2 separate regions of the Homo sapiens genome follow, and region 2 is linked to region 1. The links are chromatin loops, found by intact Hi-C in ENCODE. Cell type or tissue: mammary epithelial cell. All regions are shown on one strand.

Region 1 (8,000 bases):
TTATATGCTCCCTAGGAGGAAACAACTTTAAACGTAAAGGCACAAACCATCTAAAAGCAAACAGACAGAAAATGAAATATCTTGCAAATACTAATGAAAGGAAAGCTGGAGTGGCCTTATTAATATTAGACAAAGTAGATTTCAGAACAAAAATATTACCGGGGTAAAGAGAGTAATTTTATAATGATAAAGGAGTCCATTCATCAAGAGGACATAAGAATCTTAAATGTTCATAAACCTTAAAATGGAGCTTCAAAACTCAAAAAACAAAAACTAATAGAATTTCAAAGAAAAATAGACAAATTCACAATTACAGATTTCAATACCCCTCTATCAATAATTGACAGAGCGAGTAGACAGAAAATCAATTAGATTATTGGAGATTTGAACAACAGTCTCAGCCAAGCTAATCTAATTGACATTTATAGAACATTCCACTCAACAGCAAAATACAAATTATTTTTAGTGTACACAGAACATTTAACAAAATAAATCATATTCTAGAACATGAATTTAAGAACACAACTTATGTTCTTTGACAACATGGAATTAAATTAGAAATCAATGCTAGAAATATAACTGGAAAAATCCTCAACTATTTGCAAGTAAACAACACACTTTCAAATAACCAATGGGTTGATAAAATCAACCAAAAGAGAAATTATAAGGTATCCAAAAATAAACAGAAATAAAAATACGACATATTAAAATTTGTAGAATGCAGCTTAAGTAGTCATTAGAGGGAAATTTATAAGTATCAAAAAGTTTATATTAGAAACATTGGGTGCACATGGACATAAAGTTGGCAACAATAGACACTGGGGACTACAAGAGAGGGGTTAGAGCTAGGGGAGTAAGGGCTGTAAAACTACCTGTTGGGTACTATGCTCACTACCTGGGTTGTGGGATCATTCATACCCAAAACTTCAGCATCACACAATATACCCATGTAACAAATCTGCACATGTACCCCCTGAATCTAAAATAAAAGTTGAAATTATTTTTAAAAATTTAAATATGTTTTTAATTTAGATGCAATATATTCTAATTGGTGAATTTGATTGTAGTTTTTGCAGGATATCACATTTTTTTTTTTTTGAGACAGAGTCTCGCTCTGTCGCCCAGGCTGGAGTGCAGTGGCGCAATGTCGGCTCACTGCAAGCTCCGCCTCCCGGGTTCATGCCGTTCTCCTGCCTCAGCCTCCCGAGTAGCTGGGACTACACGCACCCGACACCACGCCCGGCTAATTTTTTTGTATTTTTAGTAGAGGTGGGGTTTCACCGTGTTAGCCAGGATGGTCTCGATCTCCTGATCTCGTGATCCACCCGCCTCGGCCTCCCAAAGTGCTGGGATTACAGGCGTGAGCCACCGCGCCCGGCCAGGATATCACATTTTAAATGATATTTTGTTTTATGCTGTGTGGGAGGTTGTAACTCGTGGTACAAAATGTAAAACTGGGGTAAAAAGAATAACTGCTTACACAAACAATTTAAACGCTTATACCTTAGTAGTAATGAAACTTACTGAAAAAGAATAAATAGCTATATTTTTGTCTTCTTAAAAAATGCTTATATTGGAAATGAAGAGAGGTTTCAAATCAATTACATCAGCACTAATATTTAAAAATTAGATTAAGAAAAGCAAATAAAACATAAATTAAGCAGAAAAAAATAATAAAAATCAGAGAAGAAATCAATGAAATAAAATACAGCAGAATATTTTTTAAAATCAATGAAATGGATAGTTCTTAAAGATCAGTAAAATTGATAAGCTTCTGGCCAGACTAGTAAGAAAACATAGAGATGACACAAATTACTAACGTCAGGAGTGACAGAGGTGACATCTCTTCAGATACATTAGATGGTAAAAAAAATAAGGGACTATTACCAATAATATTTTGTCAATAATATTACTAAGTTAGATATAGTGGTAAAATTCTGTGAAAGATGCAAAGTATCAAATCTCACTGGAAAAGCTATAGAAAATTTGAATAAGCTATATCTATTACAGAAATTGAATTTGTAGTTAATCACCTTCCTGCAAAGACAACTCTGGAGCCATGTAGATTCACTGGCGAATCCTACTAAACATTAGAAAAAGAAATAATAGCAATTTGCAAACTCTTACAGAAAATTGAATTGGATTTTGTCAAATGTTTCCTATTGAGGTGATTATATACTTTTCTTTTGTAGTCTGTTAATATGGTAAATTACATTGATTTTCAAATGTTCAGCTAACCTTGCATTGACAAAATCCAACATCCATTCCTGATAAAAATGCTCAGTAAACTAAGAATAGAAGGATTCTTTAGTCTGCTAAAGACCACTGCTTCAACATTGTAGTGAAGGTTTTCACCAGTGTAAATAAGAAAAGTGAAAGAAATAAAAAGCATCTAGATTTAAAATAAAAATTAAATTATCTTTATTTGCAGATGACATGTATATCTAGGTAGAAAATCTGATTGAATCTGCAAGAAAACTATTTGAACTAATAATTGAATTTAGCAGATACAAGATCAATGTACAACAATTAATTGTAGTTCTAAATAGTAGCAAAGAACATTCAGAAATTGAAATTTAAAAACAATACCATTACAATACCATTTACAATAGCTTAAAAATATATAGGGATACATTTGACAAAACATGCAAAAGAACTGTACACTGAAAGCTGTAAAATATTGCTAAGAAAATTGAGGCAAACATAACTAAATGGGGATCTGTAACATATTCATGGATTGTTAATGTGTCAATGCTCCCCAAATTAATGTACAGAGTCAACATAGTCCCATTTAAAAGTCCAGCAGTTCTTTTAAGAAATTGACAAACTGGTCTTATAATTCGTATGGAAATTCAAAGAACCTACAATAACCAGAACTTTGAAAAAGGAGAAAAAAGTTAAAGGATTTTCACCACCTGAATTCAAGACTTATTATAAAGCTACAGAAAGCAAGGTAGTGACATAAATATAGAAAAATAGATCAATGAACCAGAAGATATGATCAATTTAATGTAGATGAAAGAACAAAGGCAATAAAATAAATAATGTAGATGAAAGTACAGTACATTGCAATAAATGATGCTGGAGCAATTGGATATCTATATGGAAAAACACACAAAAAATAAAACATAACCTTGGTTCCATACTTTACACCATTTAAGAAAATTAACTCGAATCACAGACATAAATATAAAACCTAAAATTGTGAAACTTCTGGAAGTAAGCATAGGAGAAAATTGTGACCTTCAGTTAAGCAAAGATTTCTTTGCTACAACACCAAAGTCATGATTAATAGAAGAGAAATAAAAATGATAAATTGAACTTTATCAAAATAAACATTTCTGTTCTTTGAAAGACACTGTCAGAGAATGCATACAAGGTGTAGACTGAGAGAACATATTTGCAAAGCATATAAATAATATAGCTAATAAAGGATTTAATTCTAGAATATATAAACAACTTTCAAAACTCAATAATAAGAAAATGAACACCTAAATGAACAAATGAACAAAGGATTTAAATAAACTTTAAACCTATGAAGATACATAGACAGCAAATAAACACATGAGAAGATTCTTGGCATCATTAGTCATTACGGAAATGTATATTAAAACCACAATGAGATACCACTACATACTTACTAGAATGACAATTAAAAAGAGAGTCAAGGAGATGGTGAAATTTGTGTCATACGAGGTAACTCTATGTTTAATAATTTGAACGACTGCCAGAATACTCTATTTTGTTTTATTGCCTGATTGTCCTGGCTTGAAACTTCAGTACAGTGTTGAATGGAAGTGGAAAGAGTGAACATATTTTTCTTCTTCCTGATCTTGGGGGACAGCATTCAGTCCCTCACCATTATGTATAATGACATTTGTAGGTTTTTCATAGATGCAGTAGGTTGAGGAAGTTCCCTTCTTTTTCTAGTTGTTTGAGTGTTTTTATCATGAAGTGTTATGGACTGAATGTTTGTATCCGCCCCCCTCCAAAAAAAATTCATATGTTAAAATCTTAACTTCAAATTTTTCTTGGACAAGGTGACTGACTAGAAGTAGCTAGTGTGTGCCACTCTCACAGAAAGCAGATGAGACTGGCTAGTTAACACTAGCTCTTCAGCTGGAATGTTCAGGAGGACATCCTGAACATTGCTTTCTTGAGAGTCATCAAAGAAGCAATGTGAACCATGTAGAGCAGAGAAAAGCAAGACAGGACAGCCACCCACTCAGGGCTGGTGCAGAGCCAAGAGAGGCTTACCACCGTGGGAAATGAGTGAGTGAGAACCCCTAGAGACTGACACTTCTGCCACAGACTTTTGCAATCCTGGGCATAGGAAATTCTCCCTTGCTCCCTCCTCCCAGGGCCTCCAGACTGAATTGAGAGCTGCATGGAAGCTGGAAAGAGCTGCTGCTCAGGCCTCCATGGAGCCCAAGGTCCTTGAATCCCTAAGCACCCCAGCTCCAGCTTGCATGCCCCCAGGATAGTGACTACACCCATGGTGCTGAGGAGCAGATGAACTACAGGCCTTGTCTCTGGTACACCTTGTCAGGCATAGTCAACTGGCCTAGGACCCCAGTGCAGTCACCCTACCCCTTCCTGAGCACTTGGACCCATAGAAGATCTGCATTTCTCTGGGATGGAGGTCCCAGAGGCAACTGACAGGCCCACCATTGTTGCAGCTGCCACAGCCCCCACTCATACAGCCCTCAGTCTATGGAGGGAGGGAGGAAAGAGCCTAAGTTCTATCATAGGCCTCCAGCAAACCACAGCTGCCTTATGGAAAAGCAGCCAAACAGTTTTTCCCATGAGTCCCTGCCCCTCCTATTCTTTACTGGGGTGGACCTCCTAACCTGCGCCTCCAGTATAGCTACGTCAACCCTGCCTGAACATTTCAGTGGGTGGCAATACTGCATTTCTCTGAGGAGGAAATCCCAGAGGCAGAGAATCCCACAAGTTCTTCTCCATTGCCACTGCAGCAGTGTCAGCTTTGCTTGAGTGTTATTCAGCTCAATAGGCCCTCTGTCTTTTTGCAAGGGCAGAGGGCCAATGTGACAGCTTTCTGTATCCCAAGTTCTCACCCAGTATCCAAGAAAAATAGGGTCACACATGGGCCTGAAGGATGAATGCGGAGTTTTACCGAGTGGTGGAGGTGGCTTTCCGCAGGATGCATGGGGAGCTAGAAGAAGGGGATGGAATGGGAAGGTGATATACCCCTGGAGTTGGGTCCCCCAGTGGACTCCTCTCCAACCACTTCAGTGGAACTCCTCTTGGTGTTCAGATGATCCTCCTCTTCTCTCTTTCTCTGCTGTGTCATTCTGCCATTGTCTGCTGATCTGCTGGCTTGCTGGTCTGCTTCTGGAGCCTGGGGTTTGAGGTTTATATGGGTGCAGGACAGGGGTCATGGTGGGCCAAAAGGCAACTTTTTGGGTGCAAAAACAGGAATGTCTGTCTTCATTTAGGGTTGTGGGTCTTCAGGTTTGAGGGTGGGGCCTTTGCCAGGAAACTGCCATCTTCTACCCAGTATTTCCCTCTCTCCTGTCCTTATCAGAAGGACCCCTGGCATGGGCCTGCAGTGTAGCTACCTCACCCTGGCCTGAAGGTTCCCCTTTGCAATGTTTTGTGTCTCTCTGGGGTGGAATTCCCAGAGGTATCTGACAGCCCCTCTGCTACTGCCAATGTAGCAGTACCTGCCCTTGCTACCACCAGTCCAAGAAGGGAACAAAGAGCCTGAGTGCTTTACTCACACCTCCAGCATGCCATAGCCACCATACAGAGAAGCCAGACTGTCTTCCCCGCAAGCCCCCCACCCTCTTGCTCTTCACCAGGCAGGGCTCCTCAGTTTGGGCCCACAATGCAGCTGTCCCACCCTAGGCTGATGTTTCTGATTGGTAGCTGCTCTGTGTTTCTCTGGGGTGGAGTACCAAGGGACAAGTGAAAGGCCCTCTGCCATTGCCAGTGCCAAGGTCTCTGCCCATGCTGTCCCCAAGTTGGGGAGGGAACAAAAGCCTGAGCTAGCCCCACAGCTGCAGTACACAGACTGGGAGTGTCAAGCCGACGTCTACAGCCAGCATTGAGGGGGAAAGGAGCCCACACTCTCAGAGCACTGAGAGGGAGCATGGCTACAAATGCAAGAAAATACAGAGAAGACACTTGGCTAAGGGCCTACCTACCATCCATTATGCTTAAGCACCATCTACTGGATTTACTGGATTGAAGCTCAAACTTCAATGCCAAAATACTTTGTGAATATACCCCCCTGTGAAATAAAAGACAGAATTCAACCACAAATAAGGGCCTTTCAGAAAGCCTCAGCCCTCTGAAAACATCCAGAAATGAAGACAACTGGCCATACTCAAATTGTACCACATTTAAAGGAACATCAGCCCATACAGATGAGAAAGAACCAGTGAAAGAACCCTGGAAACTCTAAAAGCCAGAATGTCTTCTTACCTCCAAAACTGCACTAGCTCCCTAGAAACAGTTAATCAGAATGAAATGGCTAAAATGACAAGCATAAAATTGAGAATCTGGATGTCAACAAAGATCACTGAGATGCAGGAGAAACTTGAAACCCATTTCAAGGAATCTAGTAAAATGAGTCAAGAGATGAAAGATGAGATTGCCATTTTAAGAAGAACCAAACTGCACTGATAAAGCTGAAAAACTCACTACAAGAATTTCATAACATAATCAGAAGTATTTACAGCAGAATAGATCAAGTTGAGAAAATAATCTCAGAGCTTGAAGACCAGTTCTTTTTTTTTTTTTTTCTTTTGAGATGGAGCTTCACTCTTGTTGCCCAGGCTGGAGTGTAATGGTGCGATTTCAGCTCACTGCAACCTCCACCTCCTGGGTTCAAGTGATTTTCCTGCCTCAGCCTCCTGAGTAGCTGGGATTATAGGCATGCAACACCATGCCTGGCTAATTTTTGTATTTTCAGTAGAGACGGGGTTTCTCCATGTTGGTCAGGCTGGTCTTGAACTCCTGACCTCAAATGATCTGCCTGCCTCGGCCTCTCAAAATGCTGGGATTACAGGTGTGAGCCACTGCACCTGGCCAAAGACCAGTTCTTTGAATTAACTCAGTAACATAAATATAAAGAAAAAAAATAATGAACAAAATATCTGAGAAATATGGAATTATGTAAGGAGATGAAATCTACAACTCTTCAGCATCCATTAGAGAGTGGGAGAGAGAGCAAGCAACTTGGAAAACATATTTGAAGATATGATACATGGAAATTTTCCCCAACCTTGCCAGCAAGGTCAACATGCAAATTCTGGAAATTTAGAGAACCCCTGTGAGATACTATACAAGTAAAACATCTCCAAGACACATAGTCATCAGATTCTCCAAGGTAAATATAAAAGAAAAATGTTAAAGTCAGCTAAAGGGAAGGGGCCGGTCGCCTACAAACAGAACCCCATCAGGCTAACAGTAGACCTTTTCTCAGAAACCCTACAAGCCAGAAGAGATTGGGGGATTATATTCAATATTCTTAAACAAATTTCAACCAAGAATTTTATATCCAGCCAAACTAAGCTTTATAAGTGGAGGAGAAATAAATCCTTTTTCAGACAAGCAGGTACTATGGGAATTCATTATCACCAGATCTGCCTTAAAAGAGGTCCTTAAGGGAGTGCTAAACATAAAAATAAAAGACTGGTACCTGCCACTGCAAAAACACACTTAAGTCCACAGACCATTGACACTATAAAGCAACTACACAATCAAGTGCACATAACAACCAGCTAACAACACAATGACAGAATCAAATCTGTACCTATCAATATTAATCTTGAACATAAATGGGCTAAATGCCCCACTTAAAAGGCAGAGAGTGGGCTGGATGTGGTGGCTCACGCCTGTTATCCCAGCACTTTGGGAGACTGAGGAGGGTGGATTGCCTGAGGTCAGGAGTTTGAGACCAGCCTGAGCAATGTGGTGAAACCCCATCTCTACAAATACAAAAATTAGCCAGGCGAGGTGGTGTGCGCCTG
Region 2 (8,000 bases), 130 kb before region 1:
TATCCTCACGTGGTCAAGAAAGAGATCATCTCTCTTGTTTCTCTTCTTGTAAGAGCAGTAATCCCATTCATGAGGGCTCTACCTTTATAACTTAATTACCTCCCAAAGGCCTCACCTCCCAATTACATCCTATTGGGGATTGGGCTTCAACATATAAATTTGAGGGGTAGGTACACAAACATTCAGTCCATACCATATGCTTCAGGAAGAATACATTCTAGTCTGTGCTTTGCCATAAAAAAATCTAACTGTGAGACTAAGGGAAAGGGACTTTCTTTTCTGGGCCTGTTCCCTTTCTGTAAATGAGTTGTTACTTTTAATTGATAAAATGTTCACTCTAGTTTTTAGGGAGCGAAATTTTCCTTTTTCAAAATCATTTTTTTTGTGTGTGTGGAATCCAAATAGATTTTTAAAAAAGTGGGGGCAGAGATTCCAATGTTCCTGCTATGCCTAAAAGTCAGAGATGTTGAGGGCAGGTCTGGGTATACACTGCTGCTGCCTCCTATCCTACAGGACCCAGGTCATGTTCATTGGTCTAAGGTGTTGAATTCAGTGGCATTCTGGTCACTTCCCAGGGGTTCTGAAGTTTGGCAGGTGTATCTGGTATGACAATGTGCATTGATGTCACACATCCTGGGAACAGAGGTGAATTCAGAGCCTCCCTCTCATGGAATTGCCAGGGTCTAGGACAGGAATGAGGTGCTCATGTCATTGCTGCCACTTGGCTATCTTTGGTGGAGCCTGAGGAAGACCCCAGTCTGCTTTTCCCAGCAGTTGGAGCTTGTAGGATATCTCTGGAAGTTCCTGCTGGTCCCTGGAGGATACAGCTCTTCTTAGCTGAGACTGCCTCTCTGGCTCTATTAGAGCCATGGGCCTTGGTGTGTGGAAGCTGGGCCAGAGTTGTTCACCAGGTATGGGGGAAGTAAAGCTGGAGTAAACATCAGTGCCTCAGGTTTTTGGAGCAAATCCTCCAAGGGCTAGTAAAAGAACAGATGAAAATGAGATCTGTCTGCAGGCCTTGTCTCCATGGAATGATATTCCCTGGGGAAGCCATGCTGTTCCTCAAAGGAGGAAGGCCTGGACTTTGGAGTCAGGCACCCCCTAAGTTTGTCTCTGTTGACTCAAAGGGTGTTTTTCTGAGAGACAGCACTAGGCTGGGCCTCTGAGGGGGTGGTGGGTATCATGCACTAACGATGCAGCAGGATACAAAGGGAGGAGTAAGCCGAGTGTGGTGGCACACACCAGTAGTCCCACCTACTCAGAAGGCTGAGGCAGGAGGATTACTTGAGCCCAGGAATTCAAATTCAAGACTACAATGAGCAATAATCACACCATTGCACTCTAGCCTAGGTGACATAGTGAGATCCTGACCTTCCCGACTAAAAAGAAGGGAGTGGTCACAGCTCCTGGAACACAATAGATGTTGAGTTTATGATGGCTCTTACTAATTCCTTCCTCCCACAACCTACAACTTGAGCCAAAGCTTTCTAAAATCTTGTCTTGAAAGCTTCATCAATAACAGGAAACGCATATTTACACAGGGTCCAGATGCTGCCTCAGACTCCTTCCCAACACAGCACTCAAGGCAGCCACTCCCACTCATTGAAAATTAGAAGGTGAGATCAATCGTTTTTGCTATACCTGATCCAGTTGCAGGCAGGCTAGCCTAAAGGAGTTATGGCTCCTGGCTGGTGATGTTCCAGGATGTCAGGCCAAATAGCCTCTGGCCCTTCCTCAGATACCTGAGATCCTCTGTGGGCCCCTTTTCCAAGCTGCGGAGGTGGGATTTGTGGGGCACGTGCCTAAGGAGCAGGCCTAGGAAAGAGTGAGATGAAGCAGGCTGGTCCCCATTGCCCACCCCTCCCACCTCAAGAGCCAACCAGAAAGATTAGTTCATCAAATAAAAGAGAAAAATGATTCCTACATTACTCTTAAATGGGTGATTATAAGATTTTGGGTAACAAAAGCAATAATGATTATATTGCTCAAATAATAAAAATGGAGAAGGGTTGCACATCTGAGCTGACCACATAGGAAGCATCAGGCCTAGCAGCAGGGGCACTGAGCAAAGAGCTGCTGGGGACCCCTGGCCACTGCTGCATGGGGAGAACAGCCATGGTGGAGAAACCTCATTTTCCCTGGGGACAAACCCAATTCTGCCCTCTCTTCGGAAACCTGGTTATTTCACTTATGTCTTCTTAAAACAAACAGAACAAGACAAGGGCTCCTGATGACAATAGCCTGATGTGCATTTGTTTTGGCACAACACTCTGGGACTGCCTTTGGAGTCTCTGACTACACTAGGGGGAGAGAAAGCTAAGGGTGAAGGAAGCCCTGGTCAACAGCTGGCCCTGTTGTTGGGCCAAGCCTCAAACAAGACCTGTTTTGATCTGTTCCTCGTCCAGCCACAGTGGACTCCTGCGAAGGAGAGACTACTGATGGCCTGGGGAGGTCCTTCTGTGAATCCTATGCTTTGGCCAAACCACATTCTTCATTGCTATGCAAGCACACCCATGCTTTCTTGCCTCTAGACCTTTGTGCATACAGTTTTGTTTTGTTTACCTGACAGCTACCCTATCTTGTGCCCTTTTGATTACTTTCTCTCAATGTCCAACTCACCTAAAAGACCCATCACAAGTGACATTTCCTCAGGAAGCCATTGCTGGCACCATCTCTCCCTACCTCCCTTCCTTATCTAAATTAATTTCTCTCTCTCTCTCTCTCTCTGTGTGTGTGTGTGTGCTTGAACTCTCTTTAAGAACCCAGGAATTTGTGCTCTTATTTTGGACATTTGTAACTCTGCTATGGGCCCATCTCCTCCACTAGACTGGGAGTTCCTTGGGGACAAACTCCAGACTTGCCTTGTCCCTGGAGTTCTCCAGGGGCTGGCCTGACTTGCAGTGGGCAGGAAAGTGTGCTGAATTGTATTTTGAGCTCAGTAACTCAATCCCAGGCTAGTTTAAGTAGGCTAAGGTATGGTCCTTAATGGCATTGCACTTCCCACCCTGTTGCCTGGCATGAAAGCATGTGTTTTCTAGTAGCATATGGCAGTGCCAAACCCTAATTGGCTAGGCCAGACCTCTGCTAACCCTCCATGGAGATTGATTGCTGGAACTGTACCCTAGTTCCTGAGTTGACAACAGACTTTCACTTAGCTTGTACCATCCTCTCTCCTATATAAATGGATGACAGTGTAGACCCATTAAGGTCTTAGCTTGGAGTGGTTGATCTAGGAAGAGGATGTCCTCGAGGGCTTTCTTATGCCTAGTGATCTCTGAAAAGTCCAAGACTCTATGTGATCTTATGAACTCATAGATCTCCAGTGTTAGAAGGACCTCAGAAAGTATGCACTATAACCCCTTCAGCTTAAAAGTATGGTAACAGAGGGGGCATATGAATTGTCTAGGGTCACAGAGCAAATCTATGGAAGGGATAGGAAGAAAATCTAGGTCTTCCGACTTCTGGCCAGTTATTCATTAAGTACATCCTCCTTTCTCTGTTTCCTGGTCACCCAGTTAACAAGACACGGTTAAGGATGTATGTAAACTGGTGAGGGGCTTGAACATTTCTGGGTTTCAAGTGTATAATTTTTAGAAAGCAATTTATCATGATTTATAATTGATTAATATAGAATGCCCTTTCAATATGCGGAGCAAAATTGTCATTAATAATTCACTGGATTCTACATTTGAGTGACTGTATAAATTGTTAAAGCAGTTGGAACTCCAAAATCCCAGAGCAGAGTGTCAAAAGTCTCATGGTGAAAATTCTCTAAATGATTATTGTCAATGTTGATGAGACTGCGATAAGACTGGATCCCTGGGATGTTTTAGGGACTGTGCAAATTGGAGCCGGCCCTTGGGGTTGCATTGCGTGTCATCCACTCACAACAGACTCGCTCATTCACTCTCATTTGTCTAGTCTTCTACTACATATGTGCCAGCCCACTCTGTCCTTTGGAATCTCACTTCTCCTAAGCTATGCTATGGAGTGGCATTTGGTCCCCAGTTTCCTGTAAGTAATGCCTGGGAAAGACAAAGTTCTATACTTAAGGGTGGCCACTGCAGCATTCTTTATAAAAGGGATATATACAAGTTACTTAGAGGAGACTGCTGAGTTTACTCAGGACCCATCACTGACGGATGATGTAGAACTTCAGACAGCTGGCTATAAAGACAATGTAGAAGCACATAAGATGCTTATGGTCAGCGAAACAAATGCCTTCTGTAGAGCAGGACTGCCTGAAACACTATTATGTCCATGCAAAAATGTGACTGATGTAAACAGGGGCTGGAAAGGGGTTATTCAAAATGAAAGTGTTAGCTTTGCTGTGGAGGTACGGTTGTGAGTGGTCCTTCTGTTTCCTAATTCCAGTTTGCTTGATTGATTTCACCTATTCACTTAAAAGGAAACAAAGCCTGATGTCTGCGGTCAATGCAATATGGTGTAGTTTTGGTCTTCTGCCAGCAGGTGGAGATGCCCCGCTTTCTGTTTCCTGGCAGTCAAGCTACCAGAAAAAAAAAGCCTTGGTCTCAGTTGGAAAGTCCTATAGATTCTCTGCATTTTTATTTAAATATCTAACCATGAATTCTCCAGCACCCAATGAGCCCTGAAAATTATTTCTGATCAGATTATGTGGCTTCAAGGGAACAGATCCAAGTTTTAAAGGCCTGAAGCTTACATAATTTGGGAGGCCTTTTTGAGAAAAATAATTCAAAATTACAAAATCAAGTGCAGAGCCTTGTAAGGGGCCCCTGCAAACATGGCCCATTGAGCTGAGTCTTCATGAGCTTCCCAATAAATCCACTTGAGACTGCTGTTCTTCACAGTCCATCTGGCCTAGGGAGGAAGGGCATTGCCATGGGAAGACCACAAGCTCTTTGAGGGATGGGTCATGTCTTTATCCCATCAGGCATTGGTAAAAGGTTTTTGACTTCCCTGTTCTTTTCAGTTTAATGCCGAGTGTTTAGTAGGTACTCAGTGACTGGGTATTAAATCAGAGGAAGCAGAAACAGGGGCTAGGAAGAAGCCTGGAACCCAAACTCACCTTGTATGGCAGAGGAAGCTTGAAAGTCATGCCTCTTCATCTCATTCTTCTGAGAGCACCAGCTAGCTGGATGGCAATGACCAGAAGTGCTGCTCTGTGGGCTTCCCACACATCAGCTACCACATGCAATTCATCTCTGGATTCCGGAGGGTCTGGATTATGCAGTCTTATTTATATAGAGAGAGTTTGACAACTTGAAAGACCCCTTCAGCATGAAATAGGTAAGGGAAGATTTTCCTTTAAATTATCCTTAAATTAAGTTTAAATTTAAATTCAAATTAATATGCACAAATAGTTGTGTCTGCAATTCATCTTAATTGCCCTGCCCCATTTTCTTCCTATACTTTATATACAGGTAGTCACAATCCTCCTTAATATAAGCATTCTGGTGACTGGCTACTTTCTTTGACCCTTCTGTTTATAGGAATGGTTAATCTCTCTCTCACACAACCATGGCATCTCCTTCTGGAATCATACCACCTGCTTATTCTGGTCTATAATGGATCAACCAGCAGTGGTGTCTGATCCTTATAATTTTTGTAACTTGTCCCTAAGGATAACTCCATACTGAATAGGTTTCTTCCTTGTCCTGCCTCCCTCACTACATCATTTGGGTTCGACTAGGCTGTAACAGCAAATAAACCCATACATCTAATGGCTTAACAGAAAAGAACTTTACTCTTTGTGCATGTAATAATCCAGAATGGCCCAAGAGTGGCAAGGGCCTCTGTTCCACACAGTCATTCAGGAGCCCAAGCAGAAGGAGGCTCTGCCTTCTTTAGCACATGGCTTTCAGCATCACTGTGATTATCTCCAACCCAATTAAGCAGAAAAGGAAAAACACACAGGTGCCCATGTTAAAGTTTGTAATGGGCCAGCCCTAGAATTTACACACCTTGCTTCTGCTTAAATTTCATCCACTAAATCTTAATGACATGGTCACATGTAATTGCAAGGGAGACTAGGAAATGTAGTCTTATTGTGCATCCAAGAAAAATAAATAGATTCTGGTGGACAGGTAGCAGTCTCTGCCATATCACATATAGCATGGCATATATTAATAAGCAGTTTAGGTTCCTCCCAGACATTAATTTTAAGATGTTAGAGTAAGAATGTTTTTACTTTTCGCTTTGAAACAAAATTGGGGAAAAATGAATGAGAAACAAAAACAAAGACAGTATTTTTGTTGAAACTGGGAAACTCCTATAATCAGGAACCAGACAAATAAGATGGGATGTCACATGCAGTGAACTTTGGACTGGAGTGATGGGGGCTCCAATAGAAAATAACTGCTTTTCCAAATCTTGAGGAGAGCTGGCAGAGCACAAAATTCTCCAAAGTAGGTGACCTGCTCAGAGGGCAAATCTAATAATTTTTTGTTTGGAACAATAAGATCTGGGTGGCTGTTTAGCTGAGGGAATCTCCCCAACTTCCTTGGATACTTTAAAATGGCAGGGGAGGTAGGAATGAGTGAGAAAACTCACGGATACTCCATCTTTGTAAATGTGCAGCATGTAGAAGAAAAACTGTGGGTGTTAAGCAGCTCTGTAGCAGCCATTCTTTGTGAGCTAAGAAGAAAGGTTAAACCACCTCTCAGTCACTCTCTATTGCACATGAAGCACATTCACAAAACCCGCTTCACAACCTTCTCCCACAAGACCATGAATCATAAAGGATTTTTCTAAGAATTAGGGGATTTTCTACTAACGCAGAACACAGCCCCAGCCCCTCTTCCACACTACTTCTTTCAAATACCTGCTCTAGGAAGATTTCTGCTCACTCAAGGATGACTAATAATAAAAAAGGAACAAGGAGATCCATACAAAAATGTCACAAAATGGTGGAAAATAGCAGGACAAAAAAGGCAAACAGCCTACACAGTATGAACATTTTGATGTGGAGTAGATGAAAATCATGACCAAATATTTGTTTAAGAACTCAATAACTTAACAATGGAAGTAATTTGTGAATTAAGAGCTTAATGCAGAGGTATAAGGAATCAAGAAAAGCAACAAAAATTAAAATTGAGCTGCCTGTATCTAGGACACAAAGTAGAAGAGAAAACTAAAATCATCAGAGAAATTATGGTTAGCTTGTAAATAGTAGTAAATGGTGACACAATATTATCATAGTAGCTGATGTAAGAGTACAGATTGTTGACAACAGAAAAATAGATAGCAGCTTTGAGGCAATTGAGCAAAATGAAATGGAAATTATAAAAAGTGATTAGAAGAAAATTGTAGATATGGAAGACAGGCAAAGACAGAATTAATGTTTTCTTCTTTAAGAAGAAAAAACTAGAGAAGTATAAAATATCCAAATATGTAAATTTAAAAACTTTACTGATATTAAAAAAGATTTGAATCTAAGGATCTAAAGGGCATGGTGTTTCTTAAGGAAAAAAATGTCTAGTCAGCACTGAACCATAGTCTAGTAAGGTTTCCTGAAATAAAGACAAAGAAAAATAATCCTATGGGGCATCTAGGCAAAAATGATCAAACTACTATAACAGCAAAATAAAAAAACACAAGTTGGCTTTAGGCTATCCTACATACAACATTACATGACAGTAGAGAAGTACTTAAAAAATTACCAAAAAAAAGATGATGTGAGCCAGTAAATTTGAGCTAGCTAAATTGTCATTCAGGTGTAATGGTGACAGATAAATATTTTCAAATATGCAATAATGTTTCATGGGCTGTAGTTTCCAAGAACACTTTTTTGAAGACACTACTAGAAGATAAAGTTGAACCAAAAGGTGAATGGGAAAAACGGTGGCAAAAATAAATGTAGAACTATGGTTAAAGGTTATAACAATTATGGGAACTACCACTGCAATATACATGTAAATGTAATCAACCACGATGATGAAGAAATATTAAAATACCCAGTAAAAATTAGGGAATGTAAGGGGAGAGAAAGTGAGATTGTGCGTGTAAGATGGCATGTTTAT

The links. A loop is a pair of places that touch in the nucleus more often than their neighbours do. Peaks named below come from ENCODE experiments on the same cell type or tissue, not always from the same donor. Only the 100,000 strongest peaks of a DNase experiment are listed, where the experiment ranks them.
Region 2: a loop joins it to region 1, with 10 times the contacts of the local background. A loop is called at or near these places in 3 of 110 quality-filtered maps.

Annotation. Positions count from the first base shown.
Region 1 is chrX:149,148,776-149,156,775 of GRCh38, reverse strand. No RefSeq gene overlaps it. Among named protein-coding and RNA genes, the nearest start is that of IDS, 350 kb to the left of the region's middle. In mammary epithelial cell, no CTCF peak of the experiment used is centred here; a DNase peak (open chromatin) is centred at 4,235; H3K27ac peaks cover 549 bases.
Region 2 is chrX:149,283,512-149,291,511 of GRCh38, reverse strand. No RefSeq gene overlaps it. Among named protein-coding and RNA genes, the nearest start is that of IDS, 220 kb to the left of the region's middle. In mammary epithelial cell, a CTCF peak has its summit at 4,459 (motif pointing right); no DNase peak of the experiment used is centred here.